Linked DNA regions of Homo sapiens: region 2 is linked to region 1. The links are chromatin loops, found by intact Hi-C in ENCODE. Cell type or tissue: GM12878. All regions are shown on one strand. Links, peaks and the distances in the headings refer to the core of each region. The heading gives the core; the rest is flanking DNA.

Region 1 (10,548 bases), core at 1,768-9,767:
AAGTTGACGTTTGCAGGGTGGTCCCAGTGTCAGTAACCCAAGTGGGCCTGTCCTGGGGGAGGGGGCGGGTGTCCCCGAATCTGGAGGCCTGAGCCAGCCTGGCCACGCTGGGGGAGGGGGCGGGGGGTGTCCCCGAATCTGGAGGCCTGGGCCAGCCTGGCCACACTGGGTGGGTGGCGGCTGCAGCTGCAGGTGGAGAATCGTGCAAGCTATTTCTGGAAACAGCCTCAGAGGGCAAGAAACATGTTTTCGGTGTGGAACAAACAACCATTTGCATGTGCCCTGAGGGCCAAGTCTGCCCAGAATGAGTCACTCAAGGAGAAACAGATCAGAGCCCTCACACCTGCCTGGGGGAGGGGTGGGCGCCGCTCCAGGGACCTGCTGTTGGGCCCAGAGATGCCGAAAACTCAGCCCACCCGGCCGCCATGGCAGGACCCACTTTCCTCACCAGCTTGCCCCTAGGTGGGACCCACAGGACCCCTGGGAAGCCCTCAGCAGCCCTTGGGCAGGTCCCACCCTGCAGAGAACGCGAAGGCTCAAAGGCCCACTCGGGCTGAGACCGCAGGGAGCCCTGGGCCGCTTGGATGCAGAGCCCTGAGGCCCGAGGCTAGGCTGTGGGAGGGAGCAGCAGTGAGACCCCCACTGGCCCTCAGGGCTCACAGGTGCCCCGGTGAGGGTGCAGGGAGCGGGGGTGCCTGCCAAGCAGGAAGGCGGAGGGCCCAGGCTGCCGTGGCACCATCGGGGCACACTATGTGTCACTGGCCCAAGGAGACTCGCCCATGAGGAGCTGCTGCTGGTGGACGCAGGGGTGCCCTCCAGCCTCCTTGGGGGGCTAGGAAGGGAGGGCAGGGCCAGGCAGACCCTAGGGTGAGGTAGGAGGACTGGCAAAAGGCCAGTATGGCCAAGGGAGAGCCACATGGGGGCTGGGAGGGCGCAAGGTTCGGGCCCGGCCAAAGCGTGGGTGCCAGGTATGGTGCCCACCAGGACCGCGCGGCGTGTACTCCAGAAAGACCCTGGGGCGCAGGACGGGCTTGCCATGCTGAGGTCTGGAAAGTAAAGAGAGGCACTTCACGGCAGCACGCCAGCCTGCATGATCTGTGCTCACACTCACCCACTACGAGCAATGCCCTCCTTCTAGAAGTTTCCTCACTAACACGTGCACAAGGAATGAAGGGAATGGGGTCTCCCGTCTCACAGCCCTCCATGTAATGGTGCCCTCAACCGACCGACTGCTCCCGACCGGCCGCAGCCCTCGGCCCCGCGGCCCACCTCTGCCTGACCCCGGCCCTGCTCTCCTCCTGGCAGCTCAGGGATTCGCCACTGCCTGGGCTCAGCCGGAGCAAAGCCCGTGTCCCCCGGCACCCCACACAGCCGAGTCACCCCTCCCTCACGGCCCCCACCTCCTCGCCCCTGCCGGCCCAGCCACGCTGAGCTGCTCCTGGGCCCCCTTCCCAGAGACATCGGAGCCCTGCAGGTTCTCCAGGCCCTCTGCCCACTCCACTACCCCTGCCCGCTCCCAGCTGCAGGCTGAGCTCTGCCCCTTTGCTCCTGGGCCATGTGTGTTTGAGGCCTTCCCTGAGCCAGGCCTTGGGTGGGCCCTGTTTCCCCCAGGCCAGCCATGAACAGAGCGGAGGGCATGTGCCCAGCTCATAGAGGGGACCCCCAAGGCGGGGTGTGGTGGGCACACACCGGTGAGCCAGGGGCTGGTGGCCCAGAGGCTTAGACAGGCCGTAGGCCCCATCGGAAGTGACAGGGCCTGAGGGAAGCTCAGTGTGTGTGTGAGAGTGTGTGTGAGTGTGTGAGTGTGTTTGTGAGTGTGTGTGTGACTGTGTGTGTGTGACTGTGTGTGAGTGTAAGTGACTGTGAGTGTGAGAGTGTGTGTGAGTGTGAGGTGAGTGTGTGAGTGTGTGAGCAGGTGAGCGTGGGTATGAATGTGACAGTGACTATCTATCTCTGTCTCTCTCTGTTTCTGTGTATCTTTCTTATCTCTGTGCCTGCCTCTGTCTCTATCTCTCTCTCTGTCTCTCTATCTCTGTTACTCTGTCTCTGTCTCTTTCTGTCTCTCTGTTACTCTGTCTCTGTCTCTGTCTCTCTGTCTTTCTCTGTTACTCTGTCTCTGTGTCTCTCTCTGTCTCTCTATCTCTGTTACTCTGTCTCTGTCTCTGTGTCTCTCTGTCTATCTCTGTTACTCTGTCTCTGTCTCTGTGTCTCTCTCTGTCTCTCTTTCTCTGTTACTCTGTCTCTGTCTCTGTGTCTCTGTCTCTCTGCACTGTTTTCCTGGTGAAGGAGAAGCCATGTACCTTCCTGCATGATCTGTGCTCAGCTCACAACCACCCCATGATTGAGGACACCCCTCCTTCTAGAAGGTTCCCAGCTAACAGGTGCAGAAGGAGTGAAGATTGAAATAGGAGACCCCATCTTGAGACCCTCCCGGAACAGTGCCCCTGGGCCGTGTCCCCACTTCGGGACGTGGGATCTCGGTGCCAGGCGTGCGCTGCCTGACCCCGATCCCGTCGGCGTGTGGGCCCTTCCTCAGCCCAGGTGATTCCCTGTGGGCACGGGACTGGGCAGTGCTCCCCACGGCTGCTGGGCCCCAGGACCGGCCTCCAAGGCTGAACCGCGGCTCTGCCAGCTCCACAGACAGCCAGCAGCCCACCCGACAGGGACCAAGATGACAAAGTGCTCAGGGCCGCCCTGTGCCCCGGGACCCAGCTGCAGCCTCAGCAGGACAGGGCTGGGGGCGGAGGGTACAGCGGGACTCCTGAGGACAAACGGCCCGCGCCCCGGGTGAACTCAGTGCCGTGAGGAGCCTGTGCACGGGCTGTGGTGGACGCGTCCCTGAGACCCTGTGTGTGCTGTAGGGTGGCTGTGCCCGCTGCCCTCACCACCTGCTGCCCGGGGCCCAGCCTCCCTCGCTGGGGCTGGAGGGTGGATCCAGCAGGGACAGCGTGATGCTCAGAGTCATCGCATAGTGACAAGGACGGGGGCTGCTTTCAAAGCTCCTGAATGTTTTAGTGGCTCAGAGTGAAGGTTCACAGGCCTCGGGGGACATGGCCTAGACTGGGCGTGGGTCCAGCCCCTTGGCAGGCAGTGGGTACAGGGCGTGTCCTCCTCCATCCCCATCTGTCTGGTCCCCAGCCACACGCTGAGCCTGGGTCCCCGACTCCCCCCCGACCCGGCAGCTCAGGCCCAAGTCCCTGTCCCCTCCCCACATCCCCTCACAGCAGGTGCTTCAGAGGGGCCCTGGAACGTGACCAGTGTGGGGGAGGTGCTGCGGGGACTGGGGACCACACACGGCACCCGGCCCAGTGCCAGGGGGAGGCGGGTCAGGGCCCAGGTCTCCGAGGCCCAGGCTGTGCGTGTTGGAAGCCCCATTGTTGATGGAGTCAGATGCCCACATCCTCATCCCCGCCTGGGGCCCCTTCTCCAGGAGCCCTGGGTTCAGTCAGAGCCCAGCCAAGGTCCCCTCCCTGGCCAGAGGCCTCACTGGCTCGGTCACCCTCACCTCACTGCCCCCACCTCCTCACCCCTGCCAGCCTGGCCACTCTGGGCTGCTCCTGGCCTCCTTCCCACAAACACGGACCCACAGGTTCTCTAGGCCCTCCAGGACCTTCGCCCACTCCACGGCCCCTGCCCCTGTCCTGTTGACCTCCCAGCGTCCATCCCTGTCCTCGGGCTGCACCCTGCTGGCTCTCCTGTTCTCTGACCATCCCCCACTGTCCAGTCCCTCCTGGGAGACCTGAGGCTGTCCTGGGCTTCAGCCCCCAGGGCTGGGGTCGCAGTGCGCAGGGTCCTGGGACCTCCTGCTCCCGCCTCTCCCATGTTGTTACCCACCCCAGCCCGATGTTCCGGGTCCTGTGTGGATCTGCAGGTTTCCTGGAGGCTCAGAGTCCTGCCCCGGCCAGCACAGACGGGGAACAGGGCGAGGGCTGGGTGGTGGCCCAGTGACCTCGGGGGCCAGGCCTTGTAGGTGCAGGTGGGCCCGTGCTGCCGTGCCCCCCACCCACAGACAGGCCCCGACTCTGGCCCAGCGCCCGCTCGGCCGCTCCCAGCTGCAGGCTGAGGTCTCCCCATTTGCTCCTGGGCCATGTGTGTTTGGGTGTGAGTGTGGGTATGGATGTGACAGTGACTTAGTGTGTGGCTGTGAGCGTGGGTATGTTTCTGTGTGTTTGTGTGTGAATGTTGTATAATAGTCGTGGTGTGTGTTTGTGAGAGTGACTGTGTGAGAGGGGCTTGCAGCTGAGTTCCTGGGCCCATCTTGCTGCCTCTTTCTCTCCCTGTGTGTTCTCTGCCTCTGTTGTGTTCTCTCTGCATGTCTGTCTCCATGTCTCTTTTTCCCTGTTCCCATCTCCTCTCTTTTTCTCCCATCTCTGTCTCCGTTTCTTCTTATCTCTCTCATCTCATCTCTCTCTCTTTCTGTCTCTTGTAACTCTGTCTCTGTCACTGGCCTCGCCTCTGTCCCTCCCTGTCCCTGTCTCTTATCTCTCTCCATCCCCATCTCTCTCTCTGTGTCTGTCTTTGTCTCTCCTTTCCTGTCTCTCTTGTCTCTCCCCATCCCTGTCTCTCTCTCTCTCTATGTCTCTGTGTCTCTTGTCTCTCCCCTCAGATAGACCATGGTTGACCCTGGCTGACCTCTGCCTAACCCTGGACCTGGAAAGCCCTAGCTGACCCTGGGCTGGTTGGGGCTGGGCCTACCTGTGGCTGCAGCCCCTCGCTCAGGCCCCAGGCACACCTGGCCAGGTCTCGGTTTTGGGGCATGTTTCTCAGAACAGCAGTTCTCTGGCTGGAACACCTGACCTGGGCTGTGTTCACAATGACTCAGCCACCCCACAGGGCTATTTTGGGTATTTCTGCAGGTCTATTCAAGAGGCTTCAGGAGAGAGAGAAAAGCAAGAGAATACAAACGGCATGGCCTCCCCTCACCTTCCTGTCCCCACTCCTGTACTGTACCCCCTCCCCAGTGCTAAGTCGAGACCTGGCGACCCCTTAGGGGCTGGGGCTGGGTGTAGCTCACAGGGCCTGGGCTGGTCTTCTCGCCACCAAGTCCTCCTGGGGCCTACACACCCCTCTGAGCCTGGAAAAATGGAGCAAGTCATTGGGGTCATTTCTTCATCTACCAGTGAGTACATGCACTGAGAGGGTCTCGGCTCCCCTGGAGGCCTCCCTCCACCACTGCAGGTCACTTACTCATGAGGGCCAAGGCTCAGAAATCAGACAGGACTCAGTGTCTAGTCAGACTGATACATGCTCAGAAAAGGAATCAGATTTCAAAATGAATATGCATAATTAAAGAACCAGAGATCAGTGATCAGGAACAGGGATCCGCGGTCTGGTCCAGGGCTCAGTGGTCAGGAACAGGGCCCAGTGATCAGGATCAGGGCTCAGTAATCAGGACCAGGGCCCAGTGATCAAGACCAGGGCCCAGTGATCTGGTCCAGGGCTCAGTGATTTGGTCCAGGGCTCAGTGATCAGGAACAGGGGTCATTGACTGGGTCCAGGGCTCAGTAATCAGGACCAGGGCTCAGTGATCAGGAATAGGGGTTAGTGATCAGGAACAGGGCTCAGTGATCAGGTCCAGGGCTCAGCAATCGGGAACAAGGGTCAGTGATCAGGTCCAGGGGCCAGTGATCAGGACCAGGGGCCAGTGATCTGGTCCAGGGCTCAGTGATTAGGAACAGAGGTCAGTGGTCAGGATCAGAGCTCAGTTACCAGAAATAGGGCCCAACGATCAGGATCAGGGCTCAGTGATAAATACTAGGGTTCAGTGATCAAAAGGAGGTCTGAGTGATTAGAATCAGGGCCCAGTGATCAGGACCAGGACTGGATGATCAGCACCAGGACTCAGAAGTCAAGAGCAGAGCCCATTGATCAGGACCAGGAGTCAGGGACCAGAACCAGGGGCCATTGGTCAGAACCAGAGCCCAGTGATTAGGAACAAGACCCAGTGATGAGGGCCAGGGCTCAGTGATCAGGACCAAGATTCAGGGATAAGAACAGGACCCAGTGATCAGGACCAGGACCCAGTGATCAGGACCAGGGCTCAGTGATTGACTATTGACTAGGACCAGAGCTCAGTTATTGACTGTTGACTGGGACAAGGGCTCAGTGGTCAGGACCAGAGCATAGTTAGCAGGACCAGGGCCCAGTGATCAGGGCCAGGGCTCATTGATCCAGAACATGGCCCAGTGATCAGGATCAAGACTCAGCGATCCAGACCAGGACTGAGTTAGGACCAGAGCCTAGTGATCCAGATCAGGGCTCAGTGATCACGACCAGGGCCCACTGATGAGGACTGGAATTGAGTGATCAAGTCTAGGACTCAGGGATCAGGACCAAGACTCAGTAATCAGGACCAGAGTTCAGGGGTAAGGACCAGAACACAGCATGACCAGGGCCCAGTGATCAGGAGCAAAGCCCTTTGATCAGGGCCAGGGTTCATTGATCAGGAGCAGGGTTCAGTGATTAGGATCAGGGCCCAGTGCCCAGTGCCCAGTGACTAGCATCAGGATCTAATAATCAGGACCAGAGCTGAGTGATCAGGACCAGGGCTGAGTGATCTGGACCAGGACTGAGTGATCAGGACCAGGGCTGGGTGATCAGGACCAGGGCTGAGTGATGAGGACTAGGATGGAGTGATCAGGACCAGGGCTGTGTGATCTGGACCAGGACTGAGTGATCAGGACCAGGGCTGGGTGATCAGGACCAGGGCTGAGTGATGAGGACCAGGGCTGAGTGATGAGGTCCAGGGCTGAGTGATGAGGACCAGGGCTGAGTGACCAGGACCAGGGCTGAGTGACGAGGTCCAGGGCTAAGTGAGGAGGTCCAGGGCTGAGTGATGAGGTCCAGGGCTGAGTGAGGAGGTCCAGGGCTGAGTGATGAGGTCCAGGGCTGAGTGATGAGGACCAGGGCTGAGTGACGAGGTCCAGGGCTGAGTGACGAGGTCCAGGGCTGAGTGACGAGGTCCAGGGCTGAGTGACCAGGACCAGGGCTGAGTGATGAGGTCCAGGGCTGAGTGAGGAGGTCCAGGGCTGAGTGATGAGGACCAGGGCTGAGTGATGAGGTCCAGGGCTGAGTGATGAGGACCAGGGCTGAGTGAGGAGGTCCAGGGCTGAGTGAGGAGGTCCAGGGCTGAGTGAGGAGGTCCAGGGCTCAGTGACGAGGACCAGGGCTGAGTGACCAGGACCGGGGCTGAGTGATGAGGACCAGGGCTGAGTGATGAGGTCCAGGGCCAAAAACAGGAGTAGGACTCAGTGATCAGGACTAAGGCTCAGTGATCAAGGCTAGAATTAAGTGATCAGGAACAGGGACCAAGTAGTAGGACCAGAGCTCAGTGATCGGTAAACGGGCCCACTGGTCAGGACCAGGGCCCTGTGATCAGGATGAGGACCCAGTGAGGAGGACCAGGGCTGTCTAGGTTATGAGGAACAGGGATCCCATGTAGTTCTTAGGAGCAGGCTTCTTTGCCATGGTCTCTGGTGAATCCAGCATTCATCCTTGGGCCTCAGCCTCATTCAAGATCAGGTCATTTCTTGATTTTGGGACCAGGGGTACCCTCTGTCCATGCCCACCATGACCACCATGACACCCAGGGGGACTTTGAAGCAGGCGTTCTCCAGTCTAAAGCCACCACCCTTTCCCTGACCCCCGTCTCCTCATTCAGAGTCTGTGAACATTTTCCTTGGGGCCACTTTATTGCACCTGGAAGGCATGTGAGTAAGGGCGGGTCGGTGATGTCTGAAAGGGCTGAGTTCTGGCAAGCATAGCTGGCTTCTCCAAGAGGTTCCTCCACACTTCCTCCCTGCAAAGACAGAGGGGTCACAGCCTGAAGGAGCAGCATCCTTGCCAACGCCCTCTGTCTCAGCCCTGGCCTGGCTCATGGGAGCCTGGACGGAATCCTCGTTACTGCACTGGAGGGAAGCTCAGCCCTGACCCTGGGCCTGCGCGTGTCCTCAGTGTCTGTGAAGGGCCCCCCAGGAGAGCACGTCCCCCCACAGTGGGAGCAGGTGGTGCTCTCCTCTTAGCCAAGCACTGCAGCCCACCTCATCTACTGTGGGCTCATCCCCCTCCTGGGCTCCCACCTGTGCCTTGCCGGCTCCTGCTCAGTACTGGGGGCCCTCCCTGTTGCCAGATGGGCCCCGGACGCTGGTCACGGTCAGTGCTGTGCTATAGAACAGGCTCAGCAGGAAGAGGGTGAGGAAGGTGATGGTGGTGGGCCACAGGTTGGCGCCGGGGGTCTCCTCCTCCAGGGTCTCCTGCGGCAAGTCCAGCACCACATAGGGAGGCGGCATCTGCCAATCTGCAACACAGCAAGAGCCTGCCAGGCCCAGACTCGTGTGAACAGCGGCTATGCTTCCTTGGGGTCTGGGGACAGTGGGGTCTGGGTCCCCATCTAAGGCCTGAGACTCCCCCAGGGAGGATGAGGAGGCAGAGTCCCAGGTGAGGGGCTGGGACCTTCTGTCTTTGACATTCTTAGGGCACTTCAGGGAGAGACTTGGCAGGGCAGAAAGTGGACACCATCTGCTTCTCCAAGGGAAGCTTGAGCCCGAGGTACCCTCCCGCCCCTCCCACCCCACCCCGTCTCAGTCCCAGCCACGTATTCAGTGACTGGGTCCCGGGGCCAGAGAGGACCAGACACACCCACCCTCAAGGAGATCTGGGTCCAAGACAGAGACCTGGGTCTGACACTCAGTGTGCCAAAGGTTGAATGGGCAAGACCAGAGGCCTCTGTTGCCTTCCCAGGGAATGTGGCTGAGGGGTTACAAGCGAGGGCCAGGTGAGGGCCACCAGCACGGGCATCCTCATTTTCCTCAGGGTCTCAGGGCATAGACCTCCCATGTACAGCTGTACCTGCTTGTCATATGCTGATACATCCAGTCATTCACCTGTCTTTCTATCCTTCCATCCATCTATCCATCCATCCATCTATAAAGCTATTATCCGTATATCCACCCCTCCATCAGTAACACTCCTACCCACTCACCCAACCATTCATCCTCCATTCATCTATTAATGTAAGGCTATCACTTAAATATCCACCCATATATCTATAAAGCTATTTTCCATCCATTCATCCTTCTTCCATCTATCCATCCATCCATTCACCCATCCATCTATAAAGCTATTTTCCATCTCTTCATTCATCCATTCATAAAGCAATTCTCCATCCAATTATCTTCCATACACCTATCCTCCATAGATCTACCCACCCACCCACCCCAGTATCCTCAATCCTCCGTCAGTCCACCCATCCTCCATTCACCCCTCCATCTATCTTCCATCCTCCATCCACCCTTCCATCCTCCATCCGCCTACCCATCCATCCATCATCCATCCATCCATCCATCCATCATCCATCAGTCCATCCACCCATCCATCCATCCATCTTCCATCCTTCATTCATCCACTCATCCATCCTCCATCCACCCGTCCTTCATCCATCCATCATATATCCATCTGTCCATCCTCCATCCAGCCATTTACCCACCCATCCATCCTCCGTCTACCAATCCTCCATCCACCCATCCATTCATTATATGTCCTAGGATCTACCCATGTGTCTGCCTGATCTCTGTCTGCTGGTTCAGCCCCTCATCTGTTGATTCTCCCTCTTTCCCCCTCTCTTTAAAAGCCCCTCCCCTGGGCCAGGTCCTGGGTCCCATGGGCTGGAGGGCTTCTCTGTGGCAGGGCTTCCCCGAGTGACCTGTTGCTCTCAATTACCCTCTGGTGACTGGACCCTCAGGGGTGACAGTGGCCTCCACCTCACCTTGGCCCTGAGAGCAGAGGGAGGCAGCCAGAAGGCGGGGGGCCCTGGGGAGGCCCGGAAGATGTCTAAGGCACGAGCAGGGGCCCCACTGCCCCCTTGTGGGAGTCTGGGTGCCAGGTGTCCCCACAGTGGTTGTGGGACTGTTCTTACACTCCTGGGAGCCCCAGGCAGAAGCCAGAGGCATGCAGAGGGCCCTGGGCAGGCCCTGTCTCACTGGCCTGCTTCTGATGCCACCCCACGTGGCCCCTCCCTGTCTATGCTTTGGGTCCTAGTTGGGCTTAGGAAGGGATGGGAGACTTGGCCAGGCAGGGAGCAGGGGCTGCCTGGGAGGGGTCTGTGGAGTTGGTGCCTGATCTGTGCACAGTGGAAACACAGGGAAGCCAGAGGGGCCTAGGGGAGCAGGCTGAGCTTGGGGGCTTGGGAGGGGACTCCCCTGGCTTTTCTGGAACTGGGTCTGGGCTGTGAACGTTCCGCTCCTGCAGGGCTCAGGCGTATATGTGAGTGTGAGTGTGCACCTGTGCCCACGTGCCCCGTACAGAGCAGTGTGGTTAAGGGGAGGTGCCCCTTCCTGCATGCGTCAGTGGGACGTCCTGAGGCCCACCCACTAGGGTGGTGGGGCCCTCCTGGAGCTTGTCCTCCCAGTGGGGCCCTGGAGTCCAGCCCCTCACTCCCTCGCCGCTCCTGCCACTACCTGCGCCTTTCTTGGCTAGCCTGCTCCTTTTACCCTCCCTATTCCCTCCCAGCTACAGCCAGAGGCGGCTCTCTCAGGGACAAACGGCCATGCC
Region 2 (10,548 bases), core at 1,351-9,350, 160 kb after region 1:
CCGGTGGACTTGTCCACGGTCCTCTCGGTGACCCTGTTGGGCAGGGCCTCATGGGCCACCACGCAGGTGTAGGTCTCCCCCGTGTTCCATTCCTCTTCGGACACGGTCAGGATGCTGTGGGCGAAGTACCGGCCTGGGGCCTGGGGCTCAGGCATTGGGGCGCTGGTCACATACTTCTCCGGGGACAAGGGCTGCCCCCTCTGCATCCACTGCACGAAGACGTCCGCGGGAGAGAAGCCCGTCACCAGGCACGTGATGGTGGCCGACTCCCGCAGGTTCAGCTGCTCCCGGGCTGGTGGCAGCAAGTAGACATCGGGCCTGTGCAGGGCCACCCCTGTGAACAGAGATGGTGGTGAGGGCGGGGCAGTGGGGGGACCAGCCTGTGGGCTGGGGTTGAGTCCCCTTTTCCCCAGTTGCCCAGACAACGGGGGAGTGAGGGGTGCTTTCCACCATGCCCCAGAGGCCAAGGGAGGTCCCAGGGAGTGCAGGAAGAGGGGCAAGAGTGGGGCCTACCCTTGGGCCGGGAGATGGTCTGCTTCAGTGGCGAGGGCAGGTCTGTGTGGGTCACGGTGCACGTGAACCTCTCCCCGGAATTCCAGTCATCCTCGCAGATGCTGGCCTCACCCACGGCGCTGAAAGTGGCATTGGGGTGGCTCTCGGAGATGTTGGTGTGGGTTTTCACAGCTTCGCCATTCTGGCGGGTCCAGGAGATGGTCACGCTGTCATAGGTGGTCAGGTCTGTGACCAGGCAGGTCAACTTGGTGGACTTGGTGAGGAAGATGCTGGCAAAGGATGGGGGGATGGCGAAGACCCGGATGGCTGTGTCTTGATCTGGAGTCAAGAGAAGGGAGTCAGAGGTGGGGCAGGTGTGGATGTGGGCGGAGGCATGGTTCCCACCCAAAGAGTAGCAACTGCCTCTGCCGAGCCCAGGGGTCCTGCCGCCCGAGCCCCTGCCCTTGGCCGCTCTGGGAAGCCAAGGCTCAGGGAGTAGATGGCTGCATCCGGGGTGGCGAATGCCAGACCCGAGTGGACCCCTGTGTGTCGGTGGGTGCTGCCCCTGGGGACAGGTCACTCACCGGGGACACACATGGAGGACGCATTCTGCTGGAAGGTCAGGCCCCTGTGATCCACGCGGCAGGTGAACATGCTCTGGCCGAGCCAGTCGCTCTCTTTGATGGTCAGTGTGCTGGTCACCTTGTAGGTCGTGGGCCCAGACTCTTTGGCCTCAGCCTGCACCTGGTCCGTGGTGACGCCAGACCCCACCTGCTTCCCCTCGCGCAGCCAGGACACCTGAATCTGCCGGGGACTGAAACCCGTGGCCTGGCAGATGAGCTTGGACTTGCGGGGGTTGCCGAAGAAGCCGTCGCGGGGTGGGACGAAGACGCTCACTTTGGGAGGCAGCTCAGCAATCACTGCAGTGAGGGACACGTGTCAGCCCGGTGCCCGCCACTCCCGCCCCCTTCGGCTCCCTCTCTGTCCCGGTGGCTGGGCCCGGCCCTCACCTGGAAGAGGCACGTTCTTTTCTTTGTTGCCGTTGGGGTGCTGGACTTTGCACACCACGTGTTCGTCTGTGCCCTGCATGACGTCCTTGGAAGGCAGCAGCACCTGTGAGGTGGCTGCGTACTTGCCCCCTCTCAGGACTGATGGGAAGCCCCGGGTGCTGCTGATGTCAGAGTTGTTCTTGTATTTCCAGGAGAAAGTGATGGAGTCGGGAAGGAAGTCCTGTGCGAGGCAGCCAACGGCCACGCTGCTCGTATCCGACGGGGAATTCTCACAGGAGACGAGGGGGAAAAGGGTTGGGGCGGATGCACTCCCTGAGGACCCGCAGGACAAAAGAGAAAGGGAGGGTGAGGAGCTGCCTCCTCGTGCCCTGCCTGTCGGGGCTGAGTGGCGTTCTGAGTGCCCTCACTACTTGCGTCCCGCTGTGGCTGCCCCACCAAGGCCGAGCCCACCTGCAGGCCTCCAAAGCCCAGACTGTCATGGCTATCAGGGGTGGCGGGGCCGTGGTGAGGCCTCAGGTCTTTGTCCAAGGCTGCTGGGGCTGCAGGCCTCAGCCCATCCTGCTGCAGGGCCCAGCACTGAACACCTGGACAGACCTGGGGTCTCCTGGAGCAGGCTGAGCCATCCCTGCCACCATTCAGCTGGCTGCCCTGCTGCACTCTGAGGCCTGACTGCCCCTGGCTCCCTGCTCAGAATGGCTGAGGGCTCAGGTTTGGGTGGACCAGGCCTGCTTTCCCCCGAGGCATCAGCACGTAGGTGCTGCACACACTCAGCTCCCAGCACATGCAGCTGGAGGGCCCAGGTTGCATACCTGAATGTGAAGCCTGGAGCCACACACCCCGCAGGCAGCCAATAGAGTCCCTCCAGCCCAGCTTCTGCTGCCCCCAGCTCAGTCACACTCCAGCTACCCTGAAGTCTCCCCAGGCAGACAACCCAGGCCTGGGAGTGAGTATAGGGAGGGTGAGTGTGATGGGGAACGCAGTGTAGACTCAGCTGAGGCTATCCATCTATGTCCAACAAGATCATGAAGATTGGCCCAGTGCCATGTCCTCCAGTTCATCCCAGCCCAGGCCAGCTCAATCCAGTTCATCCCAGCCCAGGCCAGCTCAATCCAGCCCAGCCCACCCCACCCCAGCTCAGCAAAGCCAAGCTCAGCTCAGCCCAACTCAGATGAGCTCAGACCAGCTCAGCCCAGCCTAGCTGAGCTCAGACCACCTAAGACCATCTCAGCTCAGCCCAGCCCAGCTAAGCCCAGTATAGCCCAGCCCAGCTAAGCCCAGTATAGCCCAGCCCAGCTAAGCCCAGTATAGCCCAGCCCAGCTAAGCCCAGTTTAGCCCAGCCCAGCTAAGCCCAGTATAGCCCAGCCCAGCTAAGCATAGTTCAGCACAGCCCAGCTCAGCTCAGCACAGTTCAACCCAGCTCAGCCCAGCTCAGTGCAGCACAGCCCAGCTTAGCCCAGCCCAGCCCAGCTCAATCCAGCCTGGCTCAGCCCAGCCCAGCCCAGTTTGGCTCAACCCAGCTTGGCTCAGCCCAGGTCAGCCTGGCTCAACTCAGCCCAGCCCAGCCCAGCTCTGCTCAACCCAGCTCTGCTCAACTCAGCCCGGCTCAGCCCAGCTCAGCCCAGTTCAGCTCAGCCCTGCTCAGCACAGCACAGCAGAGCTCAGCTCAGCCCAGCTCAGCTCAGTTCAGCTCAGCCCTGTTCAGCACAGCACAGCAGAGCCCAGCCCAGCCCAGCCCAGCTCATCCCAGCTCAGCCCAGCCCAGCCTAGCTTAGCTCAACCCAGCTCAGCACAGTTCAGCTCAGCCCTGCTCAGCACAGCACAGCAGAGCCCAGCTCAGCCCAGCTCAGCTCAGTTCAGCTCAGCCCTGTTCAGCACAGCACAGCAGAGCCCAGCCCAGCCCAGCTCAACCTAGCCTGGCTCAGCCCAGCCCAGCCCAGCCCGGATCGGCTCAACCCAGCTTAGCTCAGCCCAGGTCAGCCCAGCTTAACTCAGCCCAGGTCAGCCCAGCTTAACTCAGCCCAGCCCAGCCCAGCTCAGCCCCCAGCTCTGCTCAACCCAGCCCAGCTCAGCTCAGCTCCGCTCAGCCCAGTTCAGCCCAGCTCAGCCCAGCCCAGCCTAGCTTGGCTCAACACAGCTCAGCTCAGCCAGCCCAGACCAGCTCAGCTCAGCCCAGTCCAGCTCAGCTCAGCCCAACCCAGTCCGGCTCAGCCCAGCCCAACCCAGCCCAGCCCAACCCAGCTCGGCTTAACCCAGCTCGGCTCAGCCCAGATCAGTCTGGCTCAACTCAGCCCAGCCCAGCTCAACCCAGCCCAGTTCAGCCCAGCTCATCCAAGCTCAGCTCAGCCCAGCCCAGTTCAGCCCAGCCCAGTTCAGCTCAGCTCAGCCCAGCCCAGTTCAGCCCAGCCCAGTTCAGCTCAGCTCAGCTGAGCCCAGCCCAGCCCAGTCCGGCTCAGCTCAGCCCCGCCCCACTCAGCCCAGCTCAGCTCAGCCCAGCTCAGCCCAGCTCAGCTTAGCCCAGCTCAGTTCAGCCAGGCACAATCTGGCTCAGCCCAGCCCAGCCCAGCTCAGCCCAGCCCAGCCTAGCTCAGCACAGCCCAGTTCAGCTCAGCTCAGCTTAACTCAGCTCAGCTCAGCTCAGCCCAGCCCAGCCCAGGTCAGCTCAGCCCAGCCCAGCCCAGCCCAGATCATCCCAGCTCAGCTCAGCTCAGCTCGGCTTAGCCCAGCTCAACCTGGCCCAGCCTGGTCCAGGTCAGCCCAGCCTGGACCACCCAGCCCAGCTCAGCTCAGCCCAGCTCATCCTGGTTCAGCTCAGCTCAACCCGGCTCAGCCCAGGTCTGCTCAACCCAGCCCAAATCAGCTCAGCCCAGCCCAGGTCATCCCAGCTCAGCCCAGCACAGCCTACTTCAGCTCAGCTCAGCTCAGCCTAGGTCAGCTCAGTTGAGGTCAGCTCAACTCAGCCCAATCCAGCCTGGCTCAGCCCAGCTCACCCTAGCTCAGCTTAGCTCAGCCCAACTCAACCCAGCCCAGCCTTGCCCAACCCAGCTCAGCTCAGCCCAGCCCAGGTTAGCCCAGCCCAGCCTCGGCTTAGCTCTGCTCAGCTCGGCCCTGCTCGCCTCAGCCCGTTCAGCCCAGTTCAGCTCAGCTCAGCTCAGCCCAGCTCAGCCCAGCCCTGGTTAGCTCAGCCCAGCTAAGCTCAGCTCGGCTCGGCTCTGCTGAGCTTGGCCCAGCTTGGCTTAGCCTGATACAACCTGCTCAGCCCAGTTCAGCTCGGCTCAGCCCAGCCCAGCCCAGCGTAGCTCAGCTCAGCTGAGCCCAGCCCAGGTTAGCTCAGCCCCAGTCCAGGTCAGCTCAACTCAGCCCAAACCAGCCTGGCTCGGCCCAGCTCACCCTAGTTCAGCTTAGCTCAGCCCAGCCCAGCCCTGCCCAACCCAGCTCAGCTCAGCCCAGCCCAGGTTAGCCCAGCCCAGCCTCGGCTTAGCTCTGCTCAGCTCGGCCCAGCCCAGGTTAGCCCAGCCCAGCCTCGGCTTAGCTCTGCTCAGCTCGGCCCTGCTCGCCTCAGCCCGTTCAGCCCAGTTCAGCTCAGCTCAGCTCAGCCCAGCTCAGCCCAGCCCTGGTTAGCTCAGCCCAGCTAAGCTCAGCTCGGCTCAGCTCTGCTGAGCTCGGCCCAGCTTGGCTCAGCCCGACACAGCCTGCTCAGCCCAGTTCAGCTCGGCTCAGCCCAGCCCAGCCCAGCGTAGCTCAGCTCAGCTGAGCCCAGCCCAGGTTAGCTCAGCCCCAGCCCAGGTTAGCTCAGCCCAGCTCAGCTCTGCCCAGGTTAGCTCAGCCCCAGTCCAGGTTAGCTCAGCCCAGCTCAGCCCTGCCCAGGTTAGCTCAGCCCAGCTAAGCTCAACTTGGCTCAGCTCAGCCTAGCTTGGCTCAGCCCAGCACAGCACGCTCAACCCGGTTCAGCTTGGCTCAGCCCAGCCCAGCCCAGCCTAGCTCAGCTCAGCCCCGCTCAGCCCAGCCTAGCTCAGCTCAGCCCCGCTCAGCCCCGCTCAGCCCAGCCCAGCCCAGCCTAGCTCAGCCCAGCTCAGCCCAGCCTAGCCCAGCTCAGCCCAGCCCAGCTCAGCGCAGCCCAGCCCAGCTCAGCGCAGCCCAGCTCAGCTCAGCTCAGCCTAGCCTTGCTCAGCCCAGCTCAGCTCAGCCCAGCTCAGCCTAGCCTTGCTCAGCCCAGCTCAGCCCAGCTCAGCCCAGCTCAGCCCAGCCCAGCCTAGCTCAGCTCAGCCCCGCTCAGACCCGCTCAGCCCAGCCCAGCCCAGCCCAGCTCAGCCCAGCCCAGCTCAGCTCAGCCCAGCCCTGCCCAGCTCAGCCCAGCTCAGCCCAGCTTAGTGCAGCCAAGCCCAGCTCAGCTCAGCTCACCTGGTGCAACTTAGCCCAGCTCAGCTCAGCTCAGCTCAACCCAGTTCAACTCAGCCCAGTTCAGCTCAGCTCAGCCCAGTTCAGCCTTGTTTAGTCTAGGTCAGCTTAGGTCAGTTTTGCCCATCTGAGTCCATTTCTGAAAGCTGGATGGAGTTGTCATGGCCAGAAATGGTCAGCCCACCAGACCTGCTTGTCTCAGCTAAAGCCATCTCATTGCCGGGTTCCTGCACAGCCAGGCTGGCTTCCATCTTTTGTCTCCCTCTACTTGATACCCCAGTTCCCTGCAGTCCTGCCCCAGCGCCACCTGGGTTTTGGTTCCAAAGCATTACCAATCATTACCACCCTCCACTACCTGGGTGGAATATTTCTTTGCTGCTTTAAAGTCATTAAAACATCTTGAGAATGAGACCAAGAATTTAGGAGCCTGTGCTGTGATAAAAATGAGCAGGTCCCCTTGCTCTAGAAGTGGCAGCATATCTTCTGCACCAAGAGGAGGGTATTGAGATGCTCAGAGCCTCCACCTTCCCGGAGCATCCCCTCCCTTCTGAGTCTGCAGTAAACCCCTGCCTTTAAATTCCCTCTAGATAACAGTCATCATTGGAAACAACCAAGAAATGCATTTTATCTGAATTTGCCACTTAAAATTCTGCCATTTACCATAAATCGCTTTGGAAGGCATGGGCTACTTTCAAGGGTGCGATGATGACCTACAGTCAATGACTTAGACAAGGGCGATGCCAGTGGGGCTTGGTATGTTCTCAAGCATCATTACCCATGCCATCCCCATTCAGAGGTTGTGGAGCAGCTCGTGCGACCTCTCCTTCAAATGGGCTTTAGGGAAAGTTAAATGGGAGTGACCCAGACAATGGTCACTCAAAAGACTCACATAAATGAGTCTCCTGCTCTTCATCAAGCAATTAAGACCAGTTCCCCTTCTAGTGGAAATAAGACGTCAAATACAAAGTTTTAAGAGAAGCAAATGCAGCAGCGGCGGCTGCCTGTCTCTTACCATGTCGGGCGCCTGGTCACTGCGAGCCTTGCAAAGCTTTGGCATGGAATCATTCCTCCAAGTCCATTAACAAGGGCTGGGGCCTGAGCAGCCAGTCGGCCCGGCAGCAGAAGCCACGCATCCCAGCTCTGGGTAGTCCGGGGAGACCCAAAGCCCAGGCCGGGCCTGGCAGCCACCCTCCCAGAGCCTCCGCTAGGCCAGTCCTGCTGACGCCGCATCGGTGATTCGGAACAGAATCTGTCCTTCTAAGGTGTCTCCACAGTCCTGTCTTCAGCACTATCTGATTGAGTTTTCTCTTATGCCACCAACTAACATGCTTAACTGAAATAATTCAGGATAATGATGCACATTTTACCTAAAACTTATCCTAAAGTGAGTAGTTGAAAAGTGGTCTTGAAAAATACTAAAATGAAGGCCACTCTATCAGAATATCAAAGTGTTTCTCCTTAATCACAAAGAGAAAACGAGTTAACCTAAAAAGATTGTGAACACAGTCATTATGAAAATAATGCTCTGAGGTATCGAAAAAGTATTTGAGATTAATTATCACATGAAGGGATAACAAGCTAATTTAAAAAACTTTTTGAATACAGTCATAAACTCTCCCTAAGACTGTTTAATTTCTTAAACATCTTACTTTAAAAATGAATGCAGTTTAGAAGTTGATATGCTGTTTGCACAAACTAGCAGTTGATAAGCTAAGATTGGAAATGAAATTCAGATAGTTAAAAAAAGCCTTTTCAGTTTCGGTCAGCCTCGCCTTATTTTAGAAACGCAAATTGTCCAGGTGTTGTTTTGCTCAGTAGAGCACTTTCAGATCTGGGCCTGGGCAAAACCACCTCTTCACAACCAGAAGTGATAAATTTACCAATTGTGTTTTTTTGCTTCCTAAAATAGACTCTCGCGGTGACCTGCTTCCTGCCACCTGCTGTGGGTGCCGGAGACCCCCATGCAGCCATCTTGACTCTAATTCATCATCTGCTTCCAGCTTCGCTCAATTAATTAAAAAAATAAACTTGATTTATGATGGTCAAAACGCAGTCCCGCATCGGGGCCGACAGCACTGTGCTAGTATTTCTTAGCTGAGCTTGCTTTGGCCTCAATTCCAGACACATATCACTCATGGGTGTTAATCAAATGATAAGAATTTCAAATACTTGGACAGTTAAAAAAATTAATATACTTGAAAATCTCTCACATTTTTAAGTCATAATTTTCTTAACCATTTTTCTCAGAAGCCACTTCAAACATATCCTGTCTTTTAACAGTAAGCATGCCTCCTAAGATAAACAATCCTTTTCTCATGGAAACCAGCTTCAAGGCACTGAGGTCCTGGAGCCTCCCTAAGCCCCTGTCAGGACGGCAGCCACCGTTTCTGGGCTACCCCTGCCCCCAACCCTGCTCTCATCAAGACCGGGGCTACGCGTCCCTCCTGGCTGGATTCACCCACTCCGACAGTTCTCTTTCCAGCCAATAAAGAATTTAAGATGCAGGTTGACACACAGCGCACCTCATAATTCTAAAGAAAATATTTCACGATTCGCTGCTGTGCAGCGATCTTGCAGTCCTACAGACACCGCTCCTGAGACACATTCCTCAGCCATCACTAAGACCCCTGGTTTGTTCAGGCATCTCGTCCAAATGTGGCTCCCCAAGCCCCCAGGCTCAGTTACTCCATCAGACGCACCCAACCTGAGTCCCATTTTCCAAAGGCATCGGAAAATCCACAGAGGCTCCCAGATCCTCAAGGCACCCCAGTGCCCATCCCCTCCTGGCCAGTCCGCCCAGGTCCCCTCGGAACATGCCCCGAGGACCAACCTGCAATGCTCAGGAAACCCCACAGGCAGTAGCAGAAAACAAAGGCCCTAGAGTGGCCATTCTTACCTGAGGAGACGGTGACCGTGGTCCCTTTGCCCCAGACGTCCATGTAGTAGTAGTAGTAGTAATCACAATGGCAGAATGTCCATCCTCACCCCACAAAAACCCAGCCACCCAGAGACCTTCTGTCTCCGGGCGTCACATGGAAGCTGACTGTCCGTGGCCCTGTCCTGCCCTTCTCATGGAACCCTCTGCTGGCCTCCCACGTACCCCACATTCTGGCCTGACCCCTCAGAAGCCAGACCACTGTCGGCCTGGGAAGTCCAACTGCAAGCAGACGGCTGCTAAGTCACCCCCAGGAGTCCAAAAACCCCGGGGGGCACCCGTCCCAGAGAGCGGGTGCCTTGGAGCGGGACAGAGTCCCACCACGCAATCATCACGACAGCCCCTGAGAATGCTCCAGGTGAAGCGGAGAGAGGTCACCCCAGACCAGCCGAAGGAGCCCCCCAGCTGCCGACATCTGTGGCCGGACTTGGGGAGGACAGGCTGGGTTCCCATTCGAAGGGTCCCTCTCCCCAGCTTTCTTTCCTGACCTCCAAAATGCCTCCAAGACTCTGACCCTGAGACCCTGGCAAGCTGAGTCTCCCTAAGTGGACTCAGAGAGGGGGTGGTGAGGACTCACCTGAGGAGACGGTGACCAGGGTTCCCTGGCCCCAGGGGTCGAACCAGTTGTCACATTGTGACAACAATGCCAGGACCCCAGGCAAGAACTGGCACCCCGCTAAGTCCCTGGGACCCTCTCAGACTGAGCCCGGGGAGGGCCCGGGGGTTGTTGGACATTGGACCCCAGAGGCCCAGGGTGGCCCTGGCCACAGAGAGACCCGTGCTGCTGGGCTCAGGAGGAAGGAGCATCTGGAGCCCTTGCCCCTCGTCTGTGTGGCCGCTGTTGCCTCAGGGCATCCTCCTGAGCCCCCCAGGCTGCTCCGGGGCTCTCTTGGCAGGAGACCCAGCACGCTTATTTCCCCCCAAAAATGCAGCAAAACCCTTCAGAGTTAAAGCAGGAGAGAGGTTGTGAGGACTCACCTGAGGAGACGGTGACCAGGGTTCCCTGGCCCCAGTAGTCAAAGTAGTCACATTGTGGGAGGCCCCATTAAGGGGTGCACAAAAACCTGACTCTCCGACTGTCCCGGGCCGGCCGTGGCAGCCAGCCCCGTGTCCCAAGGTCATTTTGTCCCCAGCACAAGCATGACTCTGCCCACCCTTTGCCCCAGCAGCAGAGTCCCAGTTCCCAAAGAAAGGCCTTCTGCTGAACGTGGTCCCAAACAGCCGGAGAAGGAGCCCCGGAGGGCCCCACATGGCCCAGCGCAGACCAAGGAGCCCCCGGACATTATCTCCCAGCTCCAGGACAGAGGACGCTGGGCCCAGAGAAAGGAGGCAGAAGGAAAGCCATCTTACCTGAAGAGACGGTGACCATTGTCCCTTGGCCCCAGATATCAAAAGCATCACACAGGGACACAGTCCCTGTTCCTGCCCAGACATAAACCTGTGCCCGTGCAGGACACTCGAATGGGTCACATGGCCCAAGCACAGAGCAGAGGCAGCCGGCGTCCCTGTCCCCAGCCACACAGACCCCCGGGCTGAGACCCAGGCAGGGAGGGGTGACGTTCCCAGGGAGACGGTGGCCGGGCTGCCCTGGCCCCAGTGCTCCAAGCACTTGTAGCCACACTAAAGCGCAGGCCTGGTCCCCGGCACATGAACAGCCAGCGCCCAGCCCCAGCCCAGGCTCTGCCCACAACTTCTCCTTCCCGTCCCTGCCCTCG

What was found. A loop is a pair of places that touch in the nucleus more often than their neighbours do. Peaks named below come from ENCODE experiments on the same cell type or tissue, not always from the same donor. Only the 100,000 strongest peaks of a DNase experiment are listed, where the experiment ranks them.
Region 2: it touches region 1 in a loop (7-fold over the local background); 2 of 110 quality-filtered maps call a loop at or near these places.

Annotation. Positions count from the first base shown.
Region 1 is chr14:105,696,289-105,706,836 of GRCh38, forward strand. It overlaps IGH. Among named protein-coding and RNA genes, the nearest start is that of MIR8071-2, 61 kb to the left of the region's middle. RefSeq lists enhancers at 1-366, 4,655-4,976. In GM12878, for the core only: no CTCF peak of the experiment used is centred there; DNase peaks (open chromatin) are centred at 4,616 and 4,833; H3K4me3 peaks cover 770 bases; H3K27ac peaks cover 4,379 bases.
Region 2 is chr14:105,854,404-105,864,951 of GRCh38, forward strand. It overlaps MIR4539 (microRNA 4539), which reads right to left and starts at 3,169; the gene lies at 3,110-3,169. It overlaps MIR4507 (microRNA 4507), which reads right to left and starts at 3,772; the gene lies at 3,721-3,772. MIR4538 (microRNA 4538) reads right to left here and starts at 3,839; the gene lies at 3,762-3,839. It overlaps MIR4537 (microRNA 4537), which reads right to left and starts at 5,150; the gene lies at 5,081-5,150. It also overlaps IGH, IGHM, IGHJ6, the pseudogene IGHJ3P, IGHJ5 and IGHJ4, and 2 more genes. RefSeq lists an enhancer at 7,386-7,967. In GM12878, for the core only: a CTCF peak has its summit at 6,152; a DNase peak (open chromatin) is centred at 7,758; H3K4me3 peaks cover 7,317 bases; H3K27ac peaks cover 7,054 bases.